Linked DNA regions of Mus musculus: regions 1 and 3 are each linked to region 2. The links are chromatin loops, found by intact Hi-C in ENCODE. Cell type or tissue: gastrocnemius. All regions are shown on one strand.

Region 1 (2,500 bases), 120 kb after region 2:
GATTTTATTGCTGTGAAGAGACACTGTAGGAATAATCTCTGTGTACAGTGTGGAAGCATTACCTGTCAACAAAAATCTGATGGCTAATAAGCTGAGGCAGGATTAGAAAGTGGGACAAACAGCAGAGAGAGGAGGGAACTCTGGGAGATAGGCATGGGAAAAGATTCCCCACTCAAACTTGGAGGAAATCAGACATATAAAACTGAGGCGAGGTAACTATCCATGTGGCAGCATAGAATAGAATAACAGGTTAATATAAGGTACGAGCTAGTCTGGCAACAAGCCTAGTTTAGGGCCTAGGCATTTATTAACAACAATAAGCCACTGAGTTGTTATTTGGGAACTGGAGTACGGATGAAAAAGTCTGTGACTACAAGACACTATGACCATGGCAAGTCTTATAAAGGAAAAGATTAAATTGAGCCTAGTTTACAGTTTCGGAGTCCATTATCATCATGGCGGGAAACATGGCAGAGTGTCCAGGCATGGTGCTGGAGATGGAGTTGAGAGCTCTACATCTGAAGCCACAGAGAATAAGCGTTGCACTGGCCAAAGACCTCAAAACTCGCACCCACAGTGACACACTTCCTTCATAAAGCCCGCACTTACTCCAACAAGGCCACATCTCCTAATAGTGCTCGCTCTCTATGGGCCAAGCATTCAAACACAGGAGTCTATGGGGGCCAAACCTGCTCAAACCACTATAGGAATCAAGAGATTTTTCTAATACAAGCTCTCAAGGCGATTCTGAACAATGCTTTGTGCTACTGACCATGGGCCACTGTGCTACCCTAAATTCTATTTGTATTTAAATTGAGCGGCATACTCCCCACCCCCAGATTAGCACCTGTATTAACACCGCATATCTGAAAGAGAGATCAGTCTTCACTGAGAGTGCCAATCTTGCAAACAGTCTTAGCTAATCCAATCGTTATTTCTCCAGGATTCTCAATCAATATCCTGAATGGCCTGATTATCAGTTGAGTTTGTAGAAAGGCTTACAGGGTTCTTTGAATAAAGTTAGCTTTGTCCCTGAGAGGAGACAGAAAGTTCCTTTCTGATCCTCCAGGACAGCGAGGACTTGTTTTTACAGCCAGTGGCTGCAGAAGCCTACAGCGCCGCCTGCTGGAAGAACTCTTTATTTAATGTATCTTAAGCAAATTGAATGTGGTGAACGCTAAATACAGTAAACTGACCCCCTCCTCCAAAAAACGGAAAGTCATCGTCCTCTTGATTTGTGCTAACATATTGTAGATAAGTAGAGAACATTCTTCTATGGCAGATTATGCTAAAGAGGAATAAGGAATAAAGAGATGGAAAGAAGAAAATAGAGTGAGGTGAAGACATGGTTTCGAGGGCAGGATCGATTGCGAAGAATGTAGCTGCTTTCCACCTGGGAAAGCCAATCTTGTAGCAAGACAGAAGCCTCACAAAAATCATAAGTAGAGATCCTCAGTGGTTTAGTGTTCAAATTTCAGATTCTGTGAGTGTAGACAAATGCTAGTCTGAGGCCCCAGGCCATCAGACACATTCCTCAGCAGTACCACCCGCAACAGTGAGGATTTTACATTGATGATCCTGTGTGTAGGTGTGGGGATGTGCACCCTGAACCACTGAGCCATCTTTCAAGTCCCTATCCCCTCTCTATCACTTTTAAAACAAAACAAAAAGAACAAAGCAAAACAGAAAAAATAAAAACAATCAAACAAAACAAGAAACAAAAACAAGTAAACAAACACAAAAACTGAAAAGTTATTAATAGGATAATTATGGAATTGAAGGACTGTCTTTTTATATTTATATTCTCTATGGTATCTCCTTTTCAACATATTTAATTAATTAGTTTACTTTATAGACACTCTCACTATGAAGTCCATGCTGGGCTAGAACTCATTATGTAATGCAGATAGATGCAATCATTCCATCCTCCTGTTTCAGCCTCTTTGTTGCTAGGATGGCAGGGTTGGCCACTATGCCCAGTTCAAATCCATTGCTTACGTCCAAATACAAATGTTTATTGCTACCACTAATGGGATCAATAAAATCCTGTGCCTCTAGCACATGAAAAACCACACTAAACCATCACTGCACACTTACCCCCTGAGCAGAGGCAAAGAGCTTTGTGCCACTGTGGTTAAAAGGCAGCAATGTCAGTTGAAACCCAAATGCTAGTTAACTTTGAATTTTAAGTAAGTAATATTTTTTAAAATATGTTTCAGATAAGTGTGAGGCATTTATACTGGAAAGTAATCACATCTACTTAGAAATTCATATTTAAATGGACTTTCATTCTATATTCTCCCCCTCCCACTATCGTAGCTGCTTCTTCCTCTTCCCCTCCCCTTCCCCCTCCTCCTTCTTCCCTTCCTCCTCCTTCTCTTCTTCCTCTCCTTCCTTCTTCTTGAAGACAGCGGTTTTCTGTGTAGCCTTGGCTGTTCTCGAACTTGCTCTACAGACCAGGCTAACAAAGAACTCAGAGACCCACCTGCCTCTGCCTCTC
Region 2 (2,500 bases):
CCATTCTGCTATCTCAACCGTTATTTATTCAAGTAATAAATCATGACATCTTTGTCAAAATCAATGTAGCATGAAATGGACTAAAAATAAACCTTGCAATCGAATCAACACTGTCTTCTGCACACCGGAATCTTCTAAAAGGGATGCTCCACTGCACAGTTAGCTCTGTCACTGCTAACATTTCTATATGAGCACTTGTGCGTGCTTTCTCTCTGTTCAAATTCCTTCTTAAAATTCAGCATTAATCACCAAGGTAGATTAAAATAGAGACAGCATAATCTACGGTACCATTTCATGGGTAGAACAGTCTCTAAACTTATGACAGGCCAGAAAAATGAACCAAGCTTGAGGAAGGAAGGAATACTTCTCAGAGAAGGGAAATGACAATTTCCTGGGGCATTAAATAGTCCAAGGCTCAGGGGTCGGTCTTCAAAGTGATTTCATTCTAGCTAAAATCTGGTCAGAAAAAGAAACATCAGTGTAGGATCTGACAGCTGGCAACACAGGCCCTGCCATTCTGTGATGGGAACTGAGGCTCCACACAACTTTTAGCTCCACACTGGAGCCACAGTGTTCCCATAGAAAGGTATGCCCTTTCTGTAGGGAACTTTTATACAATGTAGTTATCTGAGAGGATAATGAATCTTTAGAGACAAATAAGGTGTACTAGATGAAGTGAAATTGTGTTGGTTTTTTATCTCATGAAGCACTTTCTCTTCTCTTTCCAGATTCATGGATTCATAGTTACCACAGAGTTGCAAAGCCCACAGAGAGCCCAGGACATGAGCTAGCTTTATTGACAGAACCAGAGCTTTTAAAATTTAGGTTTTACTCCTTTTCTTAATCTCTTGGATTCCAGCACATATTACCTTTTATCTGATTAAAAACTTTCTACCAAAAATCTAGTGTGCTTTATACACTTGTAGTTGAAACATTGGTTTCATTTCAAGGACTAATGATATAAAAGTACAGAGTTAAAACTATTTCCTGTAGTCTCCTATGACAGGCTCTGACTATTAGAAAATCTCCTGCCTTCTGTTTCTGTCATTGGAATGTGCTGGTTAAACCTCTATTATTCCCATGTCTGTCTTGCTTATCCACATGCTGTTTCCTAAACCATGAACCCTCCTAGAAGCTGGCAAAGAAAACTCAGAAAGCTGATTGGAATTGAGTTCCTATTGTGCGAGAGCAAGGGAGAAAACACAAAGACAAAGACAAAAACAAAAACAAAACAACAAGCCCCAGAGAGTTCTGGTTTTTGAGAAACTTGAACTTAGATGACCTTTTGTGGGGTTTGTAAATGGTATTTGGGGGACAGAATTTTGTACTTACACATAGTCACTGCTATTTTAGAATACGACGTGTAAGATACGAATACTAATTTTTATATACCTGCAAACTCTAGAAATGATTATTGAGTTGTTGGTTTTCCCATACCCTCTTGGGAATAATGTCTGTTATCCTTTGGTGTCTTTAGCCCCAAGCTTGGGTGTAATGTGCACAGTTCCTTGTCCTCCACTAAGGGGCAGTATAACATGGAGTAGAAGGCAAGGTGAGGGCAGGCTCTGGCATAGACTCTGGACTTTTCCTAATTTACTCTTCCAGAATAGCCACGGGCATGTGAAGGAACTCTGCCGGCATCACCATGAGCCACAGTCCCACCTTCTCCTGACCCAGACAGCTGGTGGTGCTGAGTGATGCAATGCTCAGTTAGATTCGATAGTTCTCAGCTCTTCACCCACTCTCCCACCACAGAAATTAGTATGTTGTCAATCAAAGGCTGTAGGACATATCAGGTTACCTTCCACTAGAATATCTCCAGCTGTAGAGGTCAGGAAACAAGGCTAAGGGAAACCTGGACTCTGGGTAGATGACTTGACAGTCCTAAGCTACCAAATCCTAGCTGTGGGCCCTACCAAACTGCTAATCAATCCTCAAAGCATCGTCTCTTATCTAGGATTTGGGAATGCTCTCATAGCAGGGAGAATAGCACATGGAAGCTGTCTAGGTCACAGAGTGAGAGGACTAGAACTAACTTCTTTTTACTAGTTCCCAGTCATCCTACAACTGACGATCCAGGTGACTTGATTAGCTGCACTCATTCCTTATAGTCAGAGGATGCATGCCAACATTCACTCTAGAGCCTGGGGGCTGAAACCTCAAGAGAATCTATTTGGCTGTTTGTACTACTGCAAACTTCTTATTCTTGATATGCAATTTGTTTTCCCTGGGAAAGTTGACACAAGGACCTCAACTCTTCAACATGCACATAGGAATGAGAGGACTTTACTATATGTAATCACCTGAGATGTAATTGTTGTATTCTTCTTTACTACATCAATTATAAGATCCCACTGTGAGTCATCAGGGTCTTACCTTTTGTAGTTGACTGAACAAGAAATTGCTTAAATCAGTTTTTGTACGTTCATAAAGGTAAATTCTCAAACATGAAAATACTAAGCACTTCGCAGAATATTTCATATTGTGGGTGATGAGGGAT
Region 3 (2,500 bases), 130 kb before region 2:
AAATGTGGTACATTTACACAATGGAATACTACTCAGCTATTTAAAAAAATGAATTTATGAAATTCCTAGGCAAATGGATGGACCTGGAGGGTATCATCCTGAGTGAAGTAACCCAATCACAAAGGAACTCGCACAATATGTACTCACTGATAAGTGGATAATAGCCCAGAAACTTAGGATACCCAAGATATAAGATACAACTTGCCAAATGCATGAAATTCAAGAAGAACGAAGACCAAAGTGTGGACACTTTATCCTTTCTTAGAAATGGGAACAAAACACCCATAGAAGGAGTTACAGAGACAAAATTTGGAGCTGTGATGAAAGGATGGACCATCTAGTGATTGCCATATGCAGGGATCCATCCCATAATCAGCTTCCAAATGCTGACACCATTGCATACACTAGCAAGATTTCGCTGAAAGGACCCAGATATAGCTGTCTCTTGTGAGACTATGCCGGGGCCTAGCAAACACAGAAGTGGATGATCACAGTCAGCTATTGGATGGGTCACACGGCCCCCAATGGAGGAGCTAGAGAAATTACCCAAGGAGCTAAAGGGAACTGCAACCCTATAGGTGGAACAACAATATGAACTAACCAGTACCCGGGAGCTCTTGTCTTTAGCTGCATATGTATCAAAAGATGGCCTAGTCGGCCATCACTGCAAAGAGAGGCCCATTGGACTTGCAAACTTTATATGCCCCAGTACAGGGGAACGCCAGGGCCAAAAAGGGGGAGTGGGTGGGTAGGGGATTGTGGGGGTGGGTATGGGGGACCTTTGGGATAGCATTGAAAATGTAAACGAGGAAAATACCTAATTAAAAAAAAAAAAAAGAAAGAGAAAAAAAAAAGAAAAAGAAAATTTTAAACCTTTATTCCATGATGTCCTAATGAGACTAAGGAATGAATGGAAATTTCCTAAACCTCCAAGTTAACTTAAACAGAACACAAAGATGCTCACTCTGTCTCCCTCCACACCCCACCCTCATCTCAGATCTAAGTGGGAGAAAGCTGCCAGCAAGAAACTGAAATGGTGCCTCACAGCTGGGGAAGTGCCACTGAAAGCATCGCAGACTCTGTCCACCAGGGGGCAGTGTTGTCTAACTATTAAAGAGTACTCAGCATGAACAGAAATAAACTCCTTCCTAAAGATTTTCAGGGGAAAGATTTCTCAGGTTCGAAGGAAAATCTAAAATGTTTCTATTAAGTCTCTTTAATCAGATTACAACGTCCTCACAACCTCACAACCTCACCATCCACTGCTCACAAGCACTAGGCCTCACATGCCTCTAGATCAAAGATGACCCCAGAAGGAACTGAAGACTCCTCATGTGGTTTTCCACTCCGCCCAGGACTGCTTCAGTCCCCACCACAAGCGCCATCCTCACCTGTGATCTGCTGTGAACAGGCAAAGGAAGTGGTGACCACTGGCTACCCAGAACCCTACTGCCCCACCAAACTTCAAGCCACTTTATGATGGCCCTACTTAAATTATCTCCCAACAATGAATAAAACCCCTATAAGTAGCCAGGTGTGATTGTGCATGCCTTGAATGCAAGCACTTAGAAACCAGAGCCAGGGAGATCCCTGTGAGTCTCGGGACATCCTGGTCGATATAACCAATACCGTATTTGCCAGGGGTGCACACTGAAACCCTGTCTGTAAAACAAAAACAAAACAAAATGACAAACAACAACAAAACAAACAAACAAACAACAACAACAAAAAACCACTCCAACATATACCCAACATTTTACCTTGAAAGAGATGGTTATCATCCTGTCCTAGTGACAAAGGCCCAAAGTAGAGTGCCAAGGTGTCAGTGGCCAGGGTGATTTACATTATATTCCAGGTCTTTAAAGGAGGCAGCAAACATATCATAACTCATTTAACAGTCTATTATTATTTAAAAAAATATTTTGGATCAACCCAAGCAAATAAACTGTCTTAAATAGCCAAAACTATAAAACAACTAGAGAACGGCATAAGGAAAATTGCTTCTTGACACTGATACTGGCTATTTATTTTTCTTGTGTGAAACACCAAAAGCACAGGCAAAGAAAAAAAAAGGCTGCAAAGACATGAGCAAGGGAGAGAGGCCTTCTTAAGAGACTCAGAGACAAGCCCCTGATAATCCAATCCCAAATAACCAGCCCTCACACACATTCACTCACACACACACACACACACCACGAGTGAAGGGGCCAACAAATGAGCTCAGCACACTGCGTTTCTATATACATATGAATATATACATATATGTATATATGTATGTAACAATACTAATTAAGAGAAAAGAGGTCATGAAAATGAAAGGGAATTTGGGGACTCAGAAGGAACTGAAAGACGGAGATGAAGGCATAAAAAAATTAATTAAATACAGCAGTCATATATAAAAATCTCAAAAAGAATTTCAAGAAAAAATCAGGACCACATCCATCTGAGAAACAAACTCAACTGCTGTGCAGCAAAGGAAACGGTCAACAGAATAAAGAGA

Evidence for each region. Hi-C counts contacts between places; a loop is a spot of excess contacts. Peaks named below come from ENCODE experiments on the same cell type or tissue, not always from the same donor. Only the 100,000 strongest peaks of a DNase experiment are listed, where the experiment ranks them.
Region 1: a loop joins it to region 2, with 13 times the contacts of the local background. A loop is called at or near these places in 26 of 42 quality-filtered maps.
Region 3: a loop joins it to region 2, with 4 times the contacts of the local background. A loop is called at or near these places in 11 of 42 quality-filtered maps.

Annotation. Positions count from the first base shown.
Region 1 is chr8:68,232,088-68,234,587 of GRCm38, forward strand. No RefSeq gene overlaps it. Among named protein-coding and RNA genes, the nearest start is that of Sh2d4a, 43 kb to the right of the region's middle. In gastrocnemius, a CTCF peak has its summit at 1,122 (motif pointing left); a DNase peak (open chromatin) is centred at 1,121.
Region 2 is chr8:68,116,139-68,118,638 of GRCm38, forward strand. It overlaps a transcript of Psd3 not described here. Among named protein-coding and RNA genes, the nearest start is that of Psd3, 140 kb to the left of the region's middle. In gastrocnemius, a CTCF peak has its summit at 1,517; no DNase peak of the experiment used is centred here; H3K4me3 peaks cover 459 bases; H3K27ac peaks cover 894 bases.
Region 3 is chr8:67,985,618-67,988,117 of GRCm38, forward strand. All of the region lies in intron 4 of Gm15991 (a long non-coding RNA gene), which reads left to right. It also overlaps a transcript of Psd3 not described here. Among named protein-coding and RNA genes, the nearest start is that of Psd3, 12 kb to the left of the region's middle. In gastrocnemius, a CTCF peak has its summit at 1,076 (motif pointing right); a DNase peak (open chromatin) is centred at 1,083.